Regions from separate parts of the Mus musculus genome. Here region 1 is linked to region 2. The links are chromatin loops, found by intact Hi-C in ENCODE. Cell type or tissue: left cerebral cortex. All regions are shown on one strand.

The links. Hi-C counts contacts between places; a loop is a spot of excess contacts. Peaks named below come from ENCODE experiments on the same cell type or tissue, not always from the same donor. Only the 100,000 strongest peaks of a DNase experiment are listed, where the experiment ranks them.
Region 1: it touches region 2 in a loop (2.3-fold over the local background); 2 of 42 quality-filtered maps call a loop at or near these places.

The regions. Positions count from the first base shown.
Region 1 is chr14:66,039,316-66,047,315 of GRCm38, forward strand. Adam2 (a disintegrin and metallopeptidase domain 2) reads right to left here. Exons shown (of 21, transcript NM_009618.3): 13 at 6,814-6,912; 14 at 3,728-3,920; 15 at 878-983. It also overlaps the pseudogene Gm10233. Among named protein-coding and RNA genes, the nearest start is that of Gulo, 34 kb to the left of the region's middle. In left cerebral cortex, no CTCF peak of the experiment used is centred here; no DNase peak of the experiment used is centred here.
Region 2 is chr14:65,984,906-65,992,905 of GRCm38, forward strand. Gulo (gulonolactone (L-) oxidase) reads right to left here. Exons shown (of 12, transcript NM_178747.3): 9 at 6,125-6,274; 10 at 5,474-5,638; 11 at 3,277-3,367; 12 at 1,882-2,789. The coding sequence ends at 2,661. Among named protein-coding and RNA genes, the nearest start is that of Gulo, 20 kb to the right of the region's middle. In left cerebral cortex, a CTCF peak has its summit at 3,231 (motif pointing left); DNase peaks (open chromatin) are centred at 3,222, 4,399 and 4,723.

The DNA of each region.
Region 1 (8,000 bases), 54 kb after region 2:
GAGCACTGGCTGCTCTTCCAGAAAACCCAAGTTTGATTCCCAGTACCCAGGAGGGTAACTCACAACCCTTGCTATAGAGGCTGTGACACCTTCTTCTCCCCTCCTTGGGCATTCATTGGTCATGCAAGGGACACACAGACATGTTTTCAGGCAAAAATCCAGACATATAAAACAAATAAACAGAAATTAAAAAAAAAGACTATCCACTCCTTGTGTGTGTGTGTGTTATATAAGCTTTTGTGCATGGTACATATGAGGGTCTACTGGCTTGTGTGCATGTGTATCGAGACTGTAGGTCAATGACAGGTGTCTTTCTATCCCTTGCCACCTTATTTTTTTAAGACAGGGGCACCCAGTGAACCCAGAGTTCACCATTTCAGCTAGACTGGCTGATCAGGTGTCCCTGAGGTCACCTACTACTGTTCTCCATAGCAAAGTTACCAAACTATGCCAGCACATCTGGTTTTTATATGGGTACTAGAGATCTGAATTCAGATCCTTGTGTCTAAGCAGGAAGTACTTCACCCACTGAGCCATTTCCGCAAGCCAAGACTGCTCATTCTTTATATAATTAAGGAGATAGCATACAGATTTTTAAAAATTGAATACTTATGGGTGACAAGTGCCCCCTTGTTGAAATAAAACCCTGAGTGGCAAAAGACAGGCCAAAAATTCAGGCCAAAGTAGTTCAACCTAGACAGCAACAGCCCAGGTGTGTCGGAAACAACACGGAGCCTCCTTCCGCACCTCTGACGTCTGTCACTAGCTAGATATGTCAGGCTTTGTGGTCAGGTGCTAGTTGGCTTCCGTGTGAAGGTGACTGGGGACATTTTCAAGGGTAAAGTGACAGAATCTGGTCACATTTCCTAAGGCATACTTAGGTGGGCATTCCTTGTATCCCCCAGCAGAGATTCCACAGCTCCCAGATATGTCGCTCTTGGAATTCAGCTCCCAGAAACATTCACTTGAACCAAAGCCTGCATCTGGAAGTTAGGCAAATGAAAGAGTGTCAGTGGCATCGAGCGTTTTCATACCTGGAATTAAAACAAGGGATGAAGACTTTCGCAGCTTGAAAATGGTTTTGGAATGTATTGCACAAAAGGCAAGCATCACATAGAATTGAAGATGGATGGCTCAGGGATACACTTCCAACTTCATGTACCTGGCAGTGCCTAATATGCAATGCCAATAACCCCAGGCACAGCAACAAAAAGCTAGGTTTTTGTTTTTTGTTTTTGGTTTTTTGTTTTTTTAATGCAATTGATATTCTGGTGAATAAGGTGGGCTTTCTTTTTTCATACATGTTTTTTCAATCACACTGTTCACCAATTGCTTTTTGTCTCTGAGTTTTCCTAGTTTCAATTCTCCCAAGACCCAAACTACTTTGAGAACAGTTTCTATTTTCAACCTCTGTCCATGCTACTCTTGTTGAAGCCTCTGATGGGGACATTTGACAACTATGTTGCTGGGCTGGAGGAAAGTGACCTGTCACAACAGCATCCCTGGGGGCTCAACTAGGTTGCCTAGAGATGCCAGTGAACCCAAAGTTCATTATATTCATTATGTCTCAGAATCCATTTGCCAAATTTGTTGTGGGTAAGAAATAAAGATTTTTGAGCTTGGTTAGGGAATCCAACTGTTCTTTGTGGACCAGAAAAAAAAAATAGGTAGAATCTGAATATTTCATAGCCACAGGGACAATATTTGACCCCTCATACCCTGTTGGCTCTTTTCCAGCTTCCTCTTGAGGGTAAACAAGGAAAAGATAGAAGATGAGAGTCTGGGGAAGTGGCTTTGATTGTGTCATAGTTTCCTATCTGCCTAAGTATCCATCAAAGCACGCAGCTGAAAGCCCTGGAGACCCACAGGTGAGTCACATGGGAACAGCCTTCAAATTCTAACTGACACCCAATGAGTATCAGTTATCAAGAAATATTAAATGAACCCAGACAACTGCCTTGCTGTTTAGGTTCAGTAGAATTAAAAGACGACTGGCAGGGTCTGTCCACAGACAGGCCCCTTTAACATCAACCATGGAACAGGAGAGACCGGGCAACCACTTCTAACGGAAGAGATGCCTCTATCTGCAGTTTCACTTGGGAATAAACAGAACAAAGTTAGTCAGCTGAGTTAAAATGACTAAGTATTTTAACATGCATACACATGGGAAAAAAATCCCAAAGGGCACAATCTACAAGAAATAAAAAGTGTCAGAAATATGTGGAATGGAGAGATGGTTAAGAAATTTGATTGCTCTTTCAGAGGATCCCAGTTTGATCCCCAACACTCACAGACACAAAATAAAAATAAATCCCCAATCATATATATATATATAAAAGAAATCGAAGTAGATGATTAGGTATAAATTTATATTTGATCTTTGAGGTTTGTGTGATAATGTAACACTTAGTTCATGTTGCAAGAAACTCAAAGAATGCTAAGCAGAAGCTCATGGTTGGGCCGGCAGGATGGTTCAGCAGTTAAAGATGATTGCCATGCAAACAAACCACATTCACTTTCAGTCCTAGAAACCCACAGTGGGAGGAGGGAACTGCATCTTGAAAGCTGACCTCTGACCTCTACACATGTGTCATGATATGTGCACACCTCTGTGATGCATCACACAGACACACACAGACAGACAGACACACACACACACATTCACCCACCCACCCAGGCTCACACACTAATAACAATAATAAATACACTTAAAAAGAAAAAAAAAAAGTAAGCACACAGAGCCACACAATGTTTGGTGCTGGAATGAACGTTTGGTGGAAGTGAAGCCATGGTGAGCAGATGTGGGGTGTGGGGTGGGAGGTGCTCTTTTCCTCTCTCTCTCTCTTTTTTTTTGGTTTTTTTGAGACAGGGTTTCTCTGTATAGCTCTGGCTGTCCTGGAGCTCACTTTGTAGACCAGGCTGGCCTCGAACTCAGAAATCCACCTGCCTCTGCCTCTGCCTCCCGAGTGCTGGGATTAAAGGCATGCACCACCATGCCCAGCTGGGAGGTGCTCTTTAAGGGGACACTCAGACCCCTGGCAGCTACATGTTCCTCTGCTTTTTGGCTAACATTAAGTATGGGCAGATTCCTCCACCATGTGACCTTACGACAACACGTCATTTTACCCATACGTGGTGTGCTGAAAGTAGCAGGCCCAGGGGACTAGGGAATGAACCTCTGAGACAGAGCCTGAGTGGAGTGGGGGTGGCCGGAGGATGTTGGTTGGCAGAGGATGCAGAGTACGTGGGGGAGCTGTGGCCTTGGAACGATTCTCAGTACTGCAGACAACACCAAACAGATCCAGCTATTTCTCTCTCACTAGCTCTTTTCTCTCTTTCTTTCTCCTTTCCTTTCTTTCTTCCTTCCTTCCTTTCTTTCTCTCTCCTCTCTCTCTCTCTCCTCTCTCTCTCTCTCTTTCTTTCTTTCTCTTAAATTTATGCCATTAAGATTTAGGTTTAGTTATTCTTCTCAAAGATCAGCTATTTTTTTAAAGATTTATTTACTATGTATACAGTGTTCTGTCTGTATATAATCCTGCAGACCAGAAGAGGGTCCCAGATCTCATTATAGATGGCAATGAGCCACCATGTGGTTGCTGGGAATTGAACTCAGGACCTCTGGAAGAGCAGCCAGTACTCTTAACCTCTGAGCCATCTCTCCAACCCCAGCTATTTCTTTTCAGCTCCCAGAGAATGCTTAAATGGAAAAACTAAATGATTAAAGTACCGATGCCAAATAGATCCTGGCACTGCTGTTCTCCACTCTGACAGGTGCCGTTAATACAGATCCACTTGCGATTGTCACATGGGTGACCGTTTTGAACAAAGAAGTCTTCACACACTTCGGATGTGCCGTTGCAGTACTCTGTGACATCACACTCATCTTGGGCAAGCCTGCAAACCTCCCCTTTCCGCTTCAGCTGATGGGTAAAAGTGAATCACAGTGAATACGACAGCAGAGAAGTAGGAATGTTTGTCCCTAGAGAGGATTGTGTAGGTCATGTAGAAACAAATGCTCTGACCGATGCCAGCATGGACCGGTACTCTCACAAGGCCTCACCCCAAATGAAAAGCTACAGGCAAGTAATGACTGTTCAGAGAGGGAGAATGTGTCTCCCAATGAGTGAGCACCCTGATAGGTTATGCAATCTCATCTCAAGTGGCCAACCTAATATGTGTGTGTGTGTGTGTGTGTGTGTGTGTGTGTGTGTGTGTGTAATAATTAAATAAAAAGCCGTGGATTAGAAAGAGTGGAAGAGTTGTGGGAGGAGTTGGAGGTGAAATAATCAACATATCTTGCACATATATAAAATTTAAACAGAACAAAAATACACTATTAAATGAAAATATGTGTTGCTTGCAGCACATTTTAACTATATGGCATGCAATAGGAGCAATATTTCCATTTCAGTCATTCATACAACACATACATTCTTGCTTTTTTTTTTTTTTTTTCCGAGACAGGGTTTCTCTGTGTAGCTCTGGCTGTCCTGGAAACTCACTTTGTAGACCAGGCTGGCCTGGAACTCAGAAATCTGCCTGCCTCTGCCGCCCGAGTGCTGGGATTAAAGGTGTGCGCCACCACGCCCGGCATCTTGTTTTATTTTTTAAGGAAAGGATTTTTGAAATATTATAGAAATGCTGAAGAAAATTAAATTTTCAAGGCTGAAAGACTTGTCAATAATAAGGTGGAAGAGGTATACGCATAGAATGAAAGACTTTTAAATTATTTTCTTAAGAGTAGAAATGTCTGAAGTCCTTGGGTCCCTCCCCTTGGAGCTCACGGAGTCCTGGGAAGAGATGGGGAGGCAGGGAGGGGTGGGGGTCTGTAGGAGCCAGAGGCGGGGAGGACACCAGGGAAGGATGGCCCACAGAAGAAACTAAGCAAGGCTCACAGAGACTGAAGCAGCAACCACAGAGTCTGCATGGGTCTGCACCAGGTCCTCTGTGTATGTGTTATGGTTGAGTAGCACAGGGCTTCTGTGGGACTTCTAATGCTGGGGAGTGTCTCTGACTCTCTTGTCTGCTCTTGGGACCATTTTTCCTTCCAGCAGGGTTGCCTTGCCTCACCCTGACCAGAGGTCTGTCCTTGGACTTGTTTCTTGTTACGCTCCTCTTATGAAGGGAGATGGAGGAGAGGGGACTTGCCTGCGTGCGTGTGTGTGTGTGTGTGTGTGTGTGTGTGTGTGTGTAGAGAGTGTTAACACACTGGGAGGAGTGGAGGGGGGAAGCTATGGTTAAGATGTATTGTATAGAGAAGAATTTAAAGGGACGAAATATCATAAATTTGGAAAAAGGAATTATACGCTGATTTTGAAAAGGGCAGTGTAGTAATACTTGTGATATCAAAATAAACCACTGACAAATGTTAGAAAACAAAGATTAGACACGTCAATTCTCTTTAAAAGGAAAAGCTTGGGTCTGAGGAGATGGCTCAGTGGTTGTAGTTAAGAGCACTGGCTGTTTGTCTAGAGAACCTAAGCTCATTGTTTGGCACTCATGCGGCACCGTATAGCCACCCAGAACTCCAGTCTTAAGGGATCTGGCACTCCCTTCTGGCCTCTGACAAATCACCCATACCTATACAAATTAAGGAAAAGTATTTTCTTTAAAAAGTGAAAAGGACGGCGCCCGGAAGGTCAGCGTGGTGAAGGTGGCAGGAGCAACGCGGGTCTTCCCGCTGTTGCTTGTCGCGGCCACGGCCGAGCATACGTCCCCGGCCTGAGGTGGTGGTGGCGAGCCCACCGCCGTTTGCTGCAACCTCATGGAAGGTGGCGGAGGAAGTAGCAACAAATCCACCAGCGGGTTAGCTGGCTTCTTCGGAGCCGGAGGAGCGGGTTACTCGAACGCTGATTTGGCCGGCGTCCCGCTGACTGGTATGAACCCCCTGTCTCCTTATTTAAATGTGGATCCACGCTATCTCGTTCAGGATACTGATGAATTTATTTTGCCAACTGGAGCTAATAAAACCCGAGGCAGATTTGAACTAGCTTTCTTTACCATTGGAGGATGTTGCATGACAGGGGCCGCATTCGGGGCAATGAACGGTCTTCGTTTAGGATTGAAGGAAACCCAGAGCATGGCCTGGTCCAAACCAAGAAATGTACAGATTTTGAATATGGTGACTAGGCAAGGAGCACTTTGGGCTAATACTCTAGGCTCCCTGGCTTTGCTCTATAGTGCTTTTGGTGTTATCATTGAGAAAACACGGGGTGCAGAAGATGACCTCAACACAGTAGCAGCTGGAACCATGACCGGGATGTTGTATAAATGTACAGGTGGTCTTCGAGGAATAGCACGCGGTGGCCTGGCAGGACTGACACTCACCAGTCTCTATGCACTGTATAACAACTGGGAGCACATGAAAGGTTCCCTGCTCCAACAGTCACTCTGAAGATTTTTGGCACCTCAGGAATGGGGGACACTTCATAGTCATCCAGATCAATTAATAAGCCAGTCTGGAGTTGCTTTCTGTCTTGTACCTACAGTTACTTTGAACAATTGGAGACTCTGATTTGCTGTGACAAAGATCATGGATGGTTAGCCTGGACTGCACTGCTTGCCCTCAGTGAGTGGAAGCCAACCCCTTGGTGGCTCACTGAGTATGTGTTCTCTTCTCCTTTGTGAGATGATCTTGCACCCCAAACTGGAAAACCACTTACTCTCCAAATTCAGGCCATACTTTTTATTACCATGTTAATTCATTTAAAAAATCTAAAACTTAAATGTTGCCCTGTTTTCCAAATAAAGGGTGAAAACAGAAAAAAAAAAAAAAAAAGTGAAAAGGAAAGAGAGGAGGAGGCTCTTTCTTGCCTTGCACGAGTTGCAGCATATTCCGCTGGAGCACTCGGAGCCATCTGACAGCTTACAGGTGTCGGGGTTACAGCATGGCGGGGGCATTTCTGCACAGCCCTGGAAGGCAAACCACAAGCCTGATATGCCTATCTGAATCCATCCCCGCTGAATGGAAATCGTAATGGCTACATGCTTCATAGCTTACAGACAGATGCTCGCCTTTCATGTTGGCAAACAGGAAAAGAAACAGAGTCTCTTCTTTCTTGCCCTGCAGACATTGATTTTTGACCCCCTACTAAGTGTTACATCCTAGTCATTTCTTCTAGGATGGAGCTTGCTGTGTTGGAAACAGAATTCTCTGATACCACGGGATCTTTCACAGTGGAGATGGTGAGGTGGCCCCTGGCTCTTGTAGATGAAGGCCAAATAAATATAATATATGGGATAAAGAGGAGCTACAGTTACTTCTAATGTGCCACGTTTGAGCCTAAATAATATAAGGCTCAATAATAAATGCTTTTTAAAGGTGTGTGTGTGTGACTGAATCTCTTGCTTTTGTATCATTAGTAAATGGTTACATGGCTTCTGTGTTATGCTTTGAGTCTGCCTTAATAGCTTTGACTGTTAGGGCTAATAAAATAAGAAAGGAAAGGTCTTTTTAGAGGACATATTCACACACACACATGCGTGCGCACACATACATACATACACACACACACACTTTTAATCCTCAGGGATTTGAAATGGTAGGTAGGTTGGGAAAAGTTGTAAGCAGATAGGAGTCAGCAGTGGAGGTCAGCTGTCATAGTATGACTTCTGCACCGTACACATTAAGGCACAGGAAGGTTTCTGTGTTCTGCACAGCTGTTCTGTCAAGTGAATGTCATTGCTCTTGCTCATGACATGGACATCTACAGGGAAGGGGCAGCACAGTGGTGAGAACTCAGTTAGTGGTTAGAATGTGATGAAGCTACGACACTATTGTCAGACCTGAGAGTGGGAACTTTCAATGTGTTTCCATTCAAGCCAAATCAAGTGAAAACTTTTGGGTGATGGGCAGTATTTCCTTAAAAGCACACTATTCATTTTGGATAGTTTTAGTTCAACTTGACACAATCTAGAAACATCAGAGGAAGGAAGTCTCAGTGAAGGATTGTCTAGGTCAGGTGGGCATGACGTAGAGGAATATCTTTTTTTTTTTTTTT
Region 2 (8,000 bases):
TGTCAAGACACCAGCTCAGAGAGAGAATGAATCACACCCATTGGAACTCCTAAGGATGCACAGGTGCCCTAGCCATTAGAATGTGTGTTTCCACAACACTGGGCTAGCCAAGCAATCTAGGAATTGAAGAATGAAGGCACACGGGGGTTTCAGATCTGTCATTGGACCAAGTCCCTGCCTGCCTGCCTGTCTGTCTGCAATAGAATGCTCAGTTCATGGACTTTAAGCATGGAGATGTAAACTATCTAAAGTATACACTGTGGAAGGAGCCCCTGTCTCCAGCAGTAGCAGATGCTCTTCCTGGCCTACTGCTGGGGTAAAAATACCATCTTTAGGATGAGCCGGTACGAGTAAAGTTGGAGTTCAGTAAATACAGAAGGGAAGTCTGGGACTTGTTAAGGGGAGCAGGGCGGGCAGGAAGGGGATTGCAACACTTGGGATGTAAATAAATAAAAATCCATTAAAAAGAAGACAATCCATGCTTGTTTAAGCATGGGCATGGAGAGACACACAGCCAAGGAAAGGACAGAAGGACATTTGAGGAAATGAGGGCTTTTCAAGAGTGGAGTCATGGGGATTCTGGATAGTCCCCTTAATGAGCAAACTTAATGGGATGGGGGTTATTTGTGAGTTAAAACCGGGTGGGAGGTAACAAGTGTGGATTTCCCCAGAACAGGGTTCACCTCTTGTTGTCCTTCTACGGGGCTTTCCAGATGTGTCGTGGCATCAGAGGAATAATGGGAAAAGCAGTCTTACAAGCCCAGTGGTGGATGGGGCCATTACAGAGAAGCCAAGGATGTCAGTAGGCATATGTAGTCAGCCATGTTGGTCCCAGCGGGGCTTGGGTGGCCGTGTTCTTCACAGCATCCTGATAGCAGACAGCTCTGGGCTTTACCTTCTCTTTAAGCAACAAGTAGTCGGCCTTTCTCCACATGCCTATGCAGCCTGTCTCAAACTCCCCTACCTTTGGTTGAAGAGCTTAAAGACATCGCCTTTTGTAGCTTGCTTTGAGATATTGATAAGTCTCTTTACTTCTCTGAGCTTCGGTTTCTTCTTTTGTGGAAGGGCAGGGGTGGGTTGATTTGGAAACTGGAGATTTCCAATACCTTGGGGTTTAGTTTGCTATTATTTTCCTCCACCCAAGACACTCAGAGCCTAGAAGAGAGAGCTAGGAGCTTCAGTAGCTGTAAGCCTTCTTCTGATCCTGTGCTGGGAATCAAACACGGGTCCTCTACAAGAGCCAGGCATGGTCTTACGCTCTGAGCCCTCTCCAGGCCCACATTTACTCTTGTTAGCAGCACCAATCCATTTCAGAGTGGCCCAAAGAAAAGCAACCAATGAATACATCTATAACGAGAGATTCATGTTGGGCTCAGGTACCTATGATTTCATAGGCCCCAGTCTGCCAGGCAGCCCAAAGGCTGCAGACTCTGGCTGGAGTTAGTGTGGACTCTTGCGGCCCCAAAGCTTCTCCCAGTGGGCATGTTCAAACTTTTGGCTTGTCAACGTGGCATTCACACACATGAGAAATAGGCAATCAAGTTATAAGACTAATTTCAAAACTCATCATATTTTAAGTAAGCTTCTGCCCTTAAATATTTGTTATTGTTGATACTAATGTGTCATTGTGGCTTCATTTGCACTTTTCTAATGATCAGTGCAATGATACTGATCACGGATGCACTGATCATTCCCTAGGGTATAATGATATTGAACATGTTTTTCTGTGTCCGTGGGCCTTGTGTACCTGCTGTAGAGAAATATCTATCCAAGTCCTTTGCCCCTTTGCTGATCTGGCAATTCTGTTGGTAAGAACATTTTGCATTTTAACTCTCTACGAGATAAAGAATTAAAATATGAATTCCTCAAGGGCAAAAAGATATCTTTCAGAGTCTTTTAATTCTGACAAAGTACCTGGAACATATTGGCTCTCCAAGGAACATTCCAGAAAGGCCACAAATAAACTGAAATCATCTCTGTGAAGAGAAAGATGAAACCAAGACCCAGGGAAACCCAGGGACACGGCGAGATCCCAGCCCAAAGAATTGTCTCTGAGGTGAAGGGAGAAAACACAGGGATCTAACAGGAACTGGTTAAGAAGACGAGGCAAATTCCACTCTAAACACCACCCGAAAGAGACACTGTGAGGGCCAGGCCATGGCAGTCAGAAGGCCACGTGGACCCATCTGGAAGATGGCTTGCTCAGGACCAACAGACAGACTCTGGGCATCTGAAAGGCCTTTAAGGATAAAAGTAAGCAGAGCATGCCTCATGCTACCTCTGTTGCCAAGAGATCCCTTCTGAAGAGGGAGGGAAAACTGCAGGCCCCAGGGATCTCTCTATACTTGGTGGACCAGTAGAACCTAGAAGGACCAAATCCTTAGCCTGGACAGATATGATGCAAGGGGAACCCCTTTTCCTGAGATGATTGTAGTTTATGTATGGCTCGTGGAGATGCAAACAGGAATTTGAGTGAGAGGCCACTTCTTGCCTGGGGTGTTATGAAGATGATAAAGAAGGCAGAGGCCTCGGCCAGAGCCCAGCCCCTCCTTGTGTTCAGGAGAGGTCGTCTCCCACTGTGCCTGTGAGACACTGCCCTGCCCCCCCCCCCCCAAGGCAGCAGAAGTGAGGGGTCAGGGCAGCTTGCTTCTGCTTCTACTTTAGTAGAAAACCTTTTCCAGGTACGAATTCAAGAACATTCCAGTGGGGTCCAGCTTCTCGCGGATGTCACAGAACTTGTGAAAGGCGGGGTACATTTTCTCAAAGTCCTTCCTGGTGCAATTGTGGGCCTGTGGACACAATCAGCAGCATCGGGCTTTGTCCTCACAGAACTATGTCAAGCAAGGCTGCACTGATCCTGAGCCTGCACTGACACTGCCCCGCCCTCCCCCTCCCCCGACAAAAAGAAGGGGGTCTTGAAGATAACGCTAAAAGGCCTTAAAATGCACCCCATGATAGCATGGAGGCCCCAGCTTCGGTCCCACCACTACACAGGCCTTCCTTAACTGTTTTATTTGTTAAGTGGGCACACTGATGTTTACCTTACCCTGCTCGCTAGCTCCATGGGAAAATCTAATAAAGTGAAAGAAATCTCTAGGATGATTCCCAAGGGATCTGGGCTTCAGGGGCCAGAGTGCAGGAAAGGCATATTCTGGTGCCCTTTCACTAAGAAGCTGGGAGGATTCCTCAGAGTTAATAGGGAGGAGCGCCCTCTTGTGGACATAAGGTGCACAGCAGTTGCCCCGTGGCTATGGGGAAATGTCTGAATGTTTTTACCTTTGCCCAGTGGGGCCTGCCTCCAAACTTCTTCATGATGGTCTCATAGGCCAGCCAGTAATCCAACCGAGGCACATCCTTCCCATAGGGCCTAAAGTAGAGAGGAAGAAGGTGGCTATCCGGCTCTGTCCCATGATGTGCCTCCACTGTCTCAGGTGCCTTCTCTTTGACCTGCCCCTAATCTGGCAGGTGACTGGAGATTAAGCTGGCTCTCCCTGCAGATCAGCCCAGCCAGGACAGATGCCTGCTCACTGCACATCCCTAAGGGTTCCCCGAGACGTTGTCCCCTCTTGTATTCATCAGTTGGTATCTGGACATTACTGTGAGTTTAATCTTGGCCAAAGACTGACCAAGGGTAATGGAGCTGAAAAATTCCTCTTGTCCAGGTTATCGCTTTACACAGGTTAGCCACCATCATATACAATAGATATAATGTATCGCACACCACAATCATATACAATAGATACAATGTATCGCATCCCACCATCATATACAATAGATACAATGTATTGCATCCCACCATCATATACAATAGATACAATGTATCACATGCCACCATCATATATACAATAGATACAATGTATTGTACAGGCATGCAGCCTAGGACAAGCAGGGGGGTGCTGTGCAGGGTGATGTTTATTGTTATAAAATTGTTAATGGTGTGTTTGCCAGAATATTTCCTCATTGCAAGCAACTCTCGACTGTCACACAATACCCACACACTGTTCATACATACAGTATTCATATAATAGACACACAATGCACAAATTTGAAATATCATACTTTTACACAATACTTAATACTTAAATGCAACACACACAATAGTTACACATCTAGTATTCACACACAATACACACATACATAATGTGCATGAAATATGCACAGCACCCCCCCATACTAGTCACATACCATGCTCACACATATCACACACATATGGTACTTTGGCCAGTGCTGTGGAATCCCCAGATGACTTTATCCATGTCTAGAAAGCAAGGCTGTGTAACCTAATGAAGCTCTCCAGTTGGTCTCTTGCCCGGCTACTCAGCCCCATGGTGACTGATCTCCAAAGCTGACGTCAGCGCTAACACTTCAAACGCATTCAGATGCATCCCGTGGCATCCCTCACTTCTGCATTTGCGTTTGAGGATTGAGAAGCTGAGACACACAGACAGCTGACACACAAGCTTTACCATAGCTACATCCTCCATGAACGAGACGACAGTTCCTTCAGTGAGTCTTTCAGAAAAGTGTTTGTGACTCTTTGAGGCCCCCTAAAAACTGAATTCAGCTGTCCCTGGCTTTGCAAGGATTTGAGGCCTTACACATGGGGGAAGAACACCCTAGAAAGATCAAGGTGGCCACTATTTTTTTTTCAAAGCCAGAGAAGGCCTGAGTCTCGTGGCGGTGTGAAGCAAGACTGGAGGTGGTGTGGGTGGTAGATGAGGGATACATCTTAGCAAGAAACCAGAAAAGACTAATTCCCTCAGGCACCTCCTGCAGGCTAAAAAGAGAGAAAAGAAGGCCAGCCACAAGCTTGGGTTCAGTCCCTGGAACTGACAAGTACCCCTATGCAGGCAGGAACCCAACATCAGGTACCCGCCTCTCTTCTGTTGAACTTAAACTAGCCTCGGAATCCATCCCAACATAGCCTGGCTTCCAGGCCAGCAGAGATCTTACTGGGGTGGGCACCTGAGTGAGAATATATTGCTCATTTTGTTATATAATCCTCATAAATAATAAATATTCCTCACTGGTATTAATTCACTCTTGATGCTAGAATATAGCGATATAGCCTAGCCTATAAGTGGTATACGTCACAAGACTCTATAGGAGGGAGCATTCTAAGAACTCAAAGGAGTGAGATGTCAGTGTAATCTGCCAATAGAGAAAGTGGCCTCGCCAGGCGTGGTGGCACACGCCTTTAATCCCAGCACTTGGGAGGCAGAGGCAGGTGGATTTCTGAGTCCGAGGCTAGCCTGGTCTACAAAGTGAGTTCCAGGACAGCCAGAGCTACACAGAGAAACCCTGTCTCGAAAAACCAAGACAGAGAGAGAGAGAGAGAGAGAGAGAGAGAGAGAGAGAGAGAGAGAGAAAGAGAAGGTGGCCTCAGAAGATGGCACTGGAAGGTTAGAGAAGTAGAGGAATCCCTTTGCACTCGAGGGCTCCTTACACCCCACACCCTGCAGAGAGCTTTCACCTGTACATAATGATGTTCATGTAGCAGCTGTCCCTCTGGAAGCACGGGCTCAGCAGGATGTCATCACCTCGGGTGAAGCGCACCTCCACGGGGTAGTGGGCTACCACCTTGGGGTGGGCCTCCAGCATGGCCTTTAGCTCCAGCAGGGCCTCCTTGGTCTTCTCCCTGCCCTCCGCCCAGGAGAGACTTCAGAGTAAGAAGGGACTACCGCAATCCTCCTCCTCCATGGCTTTATATAGGGGACCTGGGCCTGAGCTGGGATGCTCATGGCCCAGCTCTAGAGGAAACCGTTTTTTCATGGTATGTCTGGGGGAGCGCACTATCTGGGGAAGGTCTTACATGGGGATGGCCCCTATCTGGGGATAGGCCTATCTTGGGAAGGTCTTACCTGGGCATGGCCCTATCTAGGGTAGGTCTTTTTTTTTTTTTTTTTTTTTTTTTTTTTTTTTTTTTTGAGACAGGGTTTCTCTGTATAGCCCTGGCTGTCCTGGAACTCACTTTGTAGACCAGGCTGGACTCAAACTCAGAAATCCGCCTGCCTCTGCCTCCTGAGTGCTGGGATTAAAGGCGTGCGCCACCACGCCCGGCAAGGGTAGGTCTTACCTGGGGATAGTCCTATCTGGGGGTGCTCCTACCTGGGGGTACCCCTACCTGGGGATGGCCCAGTCTTGGACATGCTGCTTGAAGCGACACTCGTAGGAGAAGATCTTGTGGCTGAGGTTGCTGCTCTCCTTCTTGCAGTTGAACAGCAGCCAGAAGAAGAAGCGGTTGATCCAGCCCACGAGGCGTGGCAGGTAGGTGCTGCAGGTGACAGGGTAGGGGGGTTAGGGGGCCCAGCATTTACCGTGTCAGCTGTGTGTGCACAGGCCCTCACTCCTCGTCTCCTAGCAGCCTTGTTGTATCCAGGCTGGGCCAGTGTGGTGTTGGTCCAGGTAGGAACAGTGCCTTCCACCCCCTGCTTTATCTCACCTTTCACCTACCAACGGCCCTTAAGACTCTGCTCAGTGTCTTGTCACTTCACGACACACAGTAACAAATGTCCATATTTCAAGCCTTACTGGCTAGCTAGGGCAAGGGTGAGTCGAATTTTAATTTTAGCGGATGCCTGCCAGGTTTAGCTCCAAAAAGAATGTTCCATTCACTCTCCTTCTGTGATGGTTTGTATATGCTCAGCCCAGGGAGTGGCGCTATTAGAAGGTGTTGCCTTTTTGAAGTAGGCGTGGCACTATGGATGTGGGCGCTAAGATCCTCATCCTAGCTGCCTGGAGGTCAATATTCTGCTAGCATGGTGGTCTGTGCTCAGTAGTAAAACCCTAACTAAGAAAGAAGTTGGTACCGGGCCCAGGGTATTGCTGTGACAGGCCTGACCATGATTTTGTTTGGAAGAATGTGGATTTGGGGATTTTGGATTTGGAAAGCCATGAAATGTTTTAAGTGGGGCTTAATGGGCTATCCCAGTAGGAATATGGAAGACTTTGTTGCTGTGAGTGATTTCAGCTGTGCAGACCTGGCCCAAGAGGGTTCAGTGGAGAAGGATGTCAGTATGTGGCCTAGAGACTGTTTTTGTAGTATTTTGGTGAAGAACATGGCTGCTTTTTGCCCTTGTCTGTAAGTCTACCTGAGGCTAAGGTGAAGAGACGCCAATTAATTGCGCTGACAAAGGAAGTCTCAAAAAAGCCCAGCAGAGACTTGTTCTCTGGTTAAGTCTCATGGAGAGAGTTGTGAACAAGCATAGCAAGCTGAGAAAGGGAAAGTATAAAATATATGGTTTAAATATTAAAGGGAAACCAGAGAATAGAATAGAGCTGAAATCTATGTTCTAGGAGATAGCAGATTAAGGGAGTAGGGCTTTGGGGCAAGATCCTACCCAAATAAATTTAGATCCAGGCATGGTGGTACACACCTTTATTCCCTGGAGACAAAGACAAACAGATCTCTGAGTTCAAGGCCAGCCTAGAACAGAGCAAGAAAAATTTAAATCTAGGCTTGGTGGACCACACCTTTAATCCCAGTATTTAGGAGACAGGCATGCAGATCTGAGTTGAAAGTCAGTCTGCAGAACAAGTTCCAGAACAGCCAAGCTTAGGCAGTGAAGGAGTTGGAAAACAGAAAGCTGGTGATAATGTAATAGAACAAGGGAGCCATGTTCCAGCCCCAGCAAGCAGCAGAACTCAGCAGCTTTGGCCATGTGGCTCTGGCTTTAGAGTCCAGAATAGAAGGGATTACTAAGACAGTTGATGCTGGTTAGCTGGAGCTATGAAATCAGTGGTGATTAAGAAGAGACCAGCATCATTGAGGTGAAATCTGGGATGTGTTTTCTGAGAGCACAAAAAAACTGTGTTCCAGAGACATAGTCAAGGTTGTACCTCATGCTGCAGCTGTACTTGGTAATGGGTAAGAGTCACCCAGGTGGTACTGGTTTTGAAGGTCATGAAGAACAACTGAGGCCTGGCACTGTGAGAGGCCATGGAAGGCCATGGGTGAAGGTGCAGCCTGTTACAGTTGATGGCCCGTGACTGAAGGGGTC